2 separate regions of the Homo sapiens genome follow, and region 2 is linked to region 1. Evidence: chromatin contacts called from ENCODE Hi-C data. All regions are on one chromosome and are shown on one strand. Each heading gives the region's core, a stretch centred on a gene start or an enhancer-like site at or near the end of the contact. The rest is flanking DNA. Distances are from core to core; before and after follow the strand shown. Region 1 holds the start of WFS1 (wolframin ER transmembrane glycoprotein). Region 2 holds the start of ACOX3 (acyl-CoA oxidase 3, pristanoyl).

What was found. A loop is a pair of places that touch in the nucleus more often than their neighbours do. Pooled maps may share reads with other maps.
Region 2: a map of CD8-positive, alpha-beta T cell shows a loop between it and region 1 (8-fold over the local background). The contact joins the promoter of ACOX3 here to the promoter of WFS1 in region 1. A Hi-C loop is called at or near these places in 1 of 168 maps with a recorded cell type or tissue (CD8-positive, alpha-beta T cell), 1 of 37 single-sample maps with no recorded cell type and 7 of 50 pooled maps.

What each region holds. Positions count from the first base shown.
Region 1 is chr4:6,268,496-6,271,195 of GRCh38, reverse strand. WFS1 (wolframin ER transmembrane glycoprotein) reads right to left here and starts at 1,346. Exons shown (of 8, transcript NM_006005.3): 1 at 1,182-1,346. RefSeq lists a silencer at 1,259-1,368.
Region 2 is chr4:8,439,402-8,442,101 of GRCh38, reverse strand. It overlaps ACOX3 (acyl-CoA oxidase 3, pristanoyl), which reads left to right and starts at 1,379. Exons shown (of 18, transcript NM_003501.3): 1 at 1,379-1,454. TRMT44 (tRNA methyltransferase 44 homolog) reads right to left here and starts at 1,325. Exons shown (of 11, transcript NM_152544.3): 1 at 661-1,325. The coding sequence starts at 1,279. RefSeq lists silencers at 912-971, 1,022-1,231 and enhancers at 700-1,433, 1,252-1,491.

The sequences.
Region 1 (2,700 bases), core at 97-2,596:
TCACAGACCCTTGGACACAGAAGTAAACAGGTGGCGACAGTGACAAAGGTGGCCTCTGGGCTTCCCGTGGGCTCCCTCTCCTGCTGCAGAGAACAGGCAGCCAGCACATGGGGTACCCAGGGCACAGCTCCTTGAGTGATGGATGCTGGCATAAGAGAAAGCCCTTTACAAACTGCAAAGCCCTGGGCCAAATGCCAGGGGTCACTGTCCAAGGTGAGGAGAGACGGGGCTGCTTCTGGAGAGATAGGGCAGAGGCCTCACACCAGGCTCTGCCCCATCAGCTTCGTGGTCCTGGGCTGGCACCAAACCCTGCTGAGCCTCAGCTTCCTGGGGTGTCAAACGGGGACTATAACTTCTCCGCCTAAGGCTACTGAGAGGGTTAAATCTGGGTGGTGGGGGGTTGCACAAATGCGACTTCCTTGGAATTCATAACATCATCTGCTAAGTGGGTGAGAGGCCAGGGCGCCATCACATCCAAAAGGGCTGGGTAGGATTCTCCAGAAAGTTTTCGTTGATCAAACAAAAAGCTAATGATCCAGAGGGTGGAGTTCATACGAGGCAGGGTCCAGGTGCTGCCACTGAAACCCCTCAACTCTCTACTGAGGGGCCCCGAGAGAGAGAGGAACTGCCACAGCGCTCCTAAGTGGGCTGTGGGGATTCAGAATGACCCCTAAGCTGCCCCTCGGGCGGGCCGGGTCCCCCTGGGGGACTGAACCCCCCTTCCCCCCCACAACACCTCCCGGGGGCCCAGGCGCGTTCCAACGGCCGGGCGGGCACCGAGGGCGGCCGTGGGTCCCGGGACCGCGGGGGAGGGGCATGACGGGGCAACTCGGGGGGGATGGCGCGGGGCGCGGGGAGGGGGCCTGCCCGCCGGCCGCTCCGCCTCTCGGGCCTGCTGTCCCGCCCGCGGCGGGGCTCCAGGCGACAGCGCGCGGGGGACCGGGGCGCGCCCCCCGGGTGACCCGTTCGGGCCCGGAACAGGGGTCGCCTTGCGCGTTGCAGAGCGGGCGGGACCCCCGGCCCTCCAACTTCGGGGACCTTGTCGGGACTTTGGGGCCAGCCACCCATCAGCTCGGAAGGGGAAACTGAGGCCCGAAGAGGACAGTGCCTCAGGGCTCTTGCCCGCCTCCTGCGCGCTGCCCACAGCCACCGCGCCACTGCCCCAGCGCCGAAGTACTCACCGGCCCGTGAGTGGGCCGCACGCGGCGCTGCGACGCCCTGGGGCCTCTGGGCCGGCAGAAAAGTTGTTCGGGAGCAGCTGAACGCGGCGCAAACGGGAGATCTGCGGCCGCGGGGGAGCAATCTGCACTCGCTGCTGAAGAGCCGGCTAGCGCGGCCTTCTGCACGAGGGGGCGGGGCAGGGGCGGGGCCTTCGGCCTCCCTCCACTCCAGACGCGGCCCCCCGGATGCGGCGCCAGCTCGGCCTGCTGAGTGGCCGGTGTAGCCGCCAATCACTCCACATCTCCGCCAATCACGGTGCGCCTCGCCTAGCTGCGGCCCGGCACTCCCCCTGCGTGGTTGGGCCCGAGGGGCCAGAAGGCGGGTCCGGCTCGCCCACAGCGAAAGTTTCCGAGCGGACTCGGGCCCCGGCCCCGCCCCCGCCCCGCCCGCGGAACGTCCAGTTGCTTAGCGAGGCCGCTCGCCTTCTCCTGTAACAGGTGGTTTGGACCCGTGGAAAAGGCTCCGGCCACCTTTCATCCACCACTCCGGCCTCAGCGTCCCCAACTGCAGATTCATTATATTTGCTGTTGCAATATTAACACACGTCTTGAGCGCCTATTCCGGCGCTGCAAGAGAGTCTAAGGGCTCCCCTAATAACAGCAGCAGAGATGGAAAAATGGGGCCTGTTTGAAACGAGTGTCTGCAGCCAAGTACTGCTTTCAGTGCCCAGAATCAAATGCAGTGTAGCAAGCTTTTCACACGGTGACTGTGGGATTCCTTTAAAGTGTGTGTTAGCCCAGGGAGTGGGCAAGGCTCAGGCAGTTTGGAGACTCTGGGAGTTTGGTTCCTGTCTGGGAGGCGTGGTTTGGAGATGAGGGCGAGGGTCTATCCTTGAGAGGCCCTGGGGAACGTGAGACCCTGCCTGCTCTGTCTCTGGTCCCCACAACCAACCTGAGCTACCTGTCCTAGTTATCACAGCAGAAACTGGGGCTCGGAGTGACTGTCAGAGATAATGCTTACCAACATGTTGGGAGCAAATATTCCAGATGGCTTTGGAGATGAGTTCTGAACACACTACTTCGGAGGACTTTTGTCAAAGCGGCGTAGTTCATGTCAGTCACCTCATTTGATTCTCCAGCTGCCCCCACTGCCCACCCCCGATCCCCAATGTTCACGTGTGACCCTGTGAGGCTCACAGAGGAAGGAAGAACACCTGCCGTCAGCCTCGCCTGCTCTGTCCAGGTTGGCTTAGGGGCTTTCACAGCTTTCAAGGGCCCCCCTAGTGACCCAAGGAGGGAGGTGGCACTGAGCCCATTTTTTATTGATGTGAAAATTGAGGCTCAGACATAGTTATTTGCCCAAAGTCTTGAAGATGTCTTTCCACCTTATCACACACTAACTGTAGAAAATTTGGAGAATTACTAAAAGTAGAAAGGAGAAAAAAAATCACTCAAAGATGATCACTGTTCACATTGTGAGATTTATGCACATTTAAGAAAATAATAAATATTAATGTGAACACACAATCACAGAGAGGCT
Region 2 (2,700 bases), core at 130-2,629, 2.2 Mb before region 1:
TCCTTTGAATCACTACAATGTGGTCAGACATGCAGGCTCCTAGTTAAGCACGCTCCCACTGGTTATTCTCCGACAAGTTAAAGATAACGCTGTTTGAGCACAAAGGAGATTCATTTAAACCGCCACTGCTATAGATGACATGTATGATGCACTGTCTCCCTTTCACCCTTTCGCCCCGAACGTCCGCTTCTTAGATCTAAGTGATTGTACTCAATAGTGTGGAGACCAGAGCTCCCAGGCTTTGGCAGCCTCCATTTTGCAATTGGCCCCCTGGCCCCCAATCTTTATGCACTCTTAACCTGTCTCGTCTCATTCCTTCGTCGCCACCGGACTTTGAGTACCCTACGGGTGGTGTTGAGGCTGGTCCCCAACACTTTTACACCTACAGCTTTACCTGCTAAACTCCTAGGTATTACGCAATATCCAGCTAGTCCTTCACTGTCTCTTTGAAGCCTTCCAGACACCACCCCAATCAATTATCCCATCTTCTGTACTAAGGACACACATTTCTATGCGCCCACTCAAAAAACTATGAAACACCTAACAACCTCCCTAGGACATCGCAGAGGAACTAGTACCCTTAGGACTTTTTCATTGACCCGAGGTTCTATGAATGCTTTTTTATCTAATCATATCCGTCCACTATCAAAACACTCTTACCTTGCACGACTATTTCCCTCCTGGGAGTTGTAAGGGGGCAATGTGGGCTAGTTTTCGGGATGACGGTTCTGAGAACCACGTCGAGCTCACGCTGCGCCTCTGGCTGCGATCCCGCCCCGGAGCTGGTGAGGAAGGCCAGCAACTCCGAATTGCCACGGGCGAGACTTTGGGAGAAATCCTCCCAAAGCGAATCCAGATCTGCGGCGGGGAAGTCGCCCTCCCTTCCTTCAGCATGGCCGGGGTGCCCGGAGTCCCTCAGGGGCACTGAGGCGGCTTCCCTCTGTGCCTCCTCTTGCTGGCACTGGCCCTGGGCCTCCTCAAGTTCGCAACATGCCGTGCCCTGCTCGGGTCCTGATAGCGACCTGGGACCCGGGCCCCCTCCGGGGGAACCCTGGCCGGGTCCCGGACCCCGCTCCTTCTGCTCCGAGCCTGCGCTAGTCCCGGGGCCGCGGGCCTCCGCGCAGGGCAGGGCGGCGCTCCAGCGGGCCTCCAGGCGGGCGCCGCAAAGCCGTTTGTTTGCCACCTGCGGCCTCTCCAGCCACACTTCGACCGCAGCCCAGAAGCCCTGTGGGAGAAGCGCGCCTGGGTAGCTGATCCCGGTACGGCCCACCTCAGCCATGGCAGCCAGCAGGTGTACAGCCCTGGCAGCGGCGCGCCGAGATGACGCAGCCCGGTGGCGCGGCGCGTTGACGTCATGGAGGCGGGGTGCTGGGACCGGAAATGAGAATGGCGCCGCTGGAGATCCTTTCCTGCTTTTGGTTTCCCTGGCAGGGGTTGAACTGTGGAGTGTGTGGGTGAGGAATTTGACCTGTGTTTTATTCCCTTTTGAGAGAATTCTGGGCGTGGTATAGTTACAGAATCAAACATCAGCCAGCCAGCGGGTGTGGAACGCATTGTCCTCAGTACTGATTACCGATAAAAGTCAGGGAGCCTAAGTTTGTGAACGTAAAAGATGAGTCCTCTTATGAAAGCTAACTTTTCTCCACTTGGGTTCTGGTTTGCTTTTAGTGCTGGCATTACAGCCAGTGCCTTCCTAAGTCTGAGTGCAGCCATGGCTGTTTCATAAGAATGATGTAACGTTGTCCCATGAGGGATGAAAGTCATCTGTCACCTACTGTAGCAGGACAAGCCACAGACAAAACTCCTCAGACACCGGATTAAAGAAGAAAGAGGTTTATTCGGCCGGGAGCATCGGCAGACTTGCGTCTTAAGAGCTGAGCTCCCCAAAAAAGAAATTCTTGGCCTGTTTAAAGGCTTACGACTTTAAGGGTCCACGTGAAAGGGTCGTGATAAATTGAGCAAGCATGGGAAACGTGACTGGGGGCTACATGAATCAGCTAACAGAACAGAAAGTTTTGCAATGCTTTTTTCATACAATGTCTGGAATTTACAGATAACACAAGTAGTTTAGGTCGGGGGTTGATGTTATTATTATTATTTTTTTTAACTCCTAGGGCCACGTGGTGGTGCCAAGGTTGTCTGGCTATTTATCTGACTTTTGTTTCTTTCTAACTTTTTGCTTTCTCTCTTTTCCTCCTGTCTTATGAACTAGGCAAGGTGGCAGGGAGGAGGGCAGCAGGAGTAGTAGTGGTCTCCTTATCCCTTCCTTTGAGAATTTTCACAAATTAGTGGGAGTTCTCGCTTTTATTTTTACTTTGAGTCTCTTTGGGAGACAGAGTGATAGTGTTTTATGTAATACACTTGCAGTGAGGGTTTTAAATTCTCTTATAGCTGGAAACTATCTTTTAAATAAAGACCTAGGATCAAACCTGTGTTAAACCAGTACAGGCACATGTGCCAACTTTGTCATGTCCTAAGCAGGTTAGTTTTTTTACTGGGTCTTAAAAGCTTTTTTCCTAGCAAGCAACACAGTATTTCTTAATAATAGGAGTTTTTAAGAGCCAAATGCTTGAACTTGGCATCTGCTTGGGGAAAGAGTTAAAGTAATCTTGAGGCATTAAATCTTTTGCTTCTCAAGGCCATTGGTCTCTCATGTTAGCCTTTTTATAAACATAACATGAAGAAACGTCTAGGCTGCTG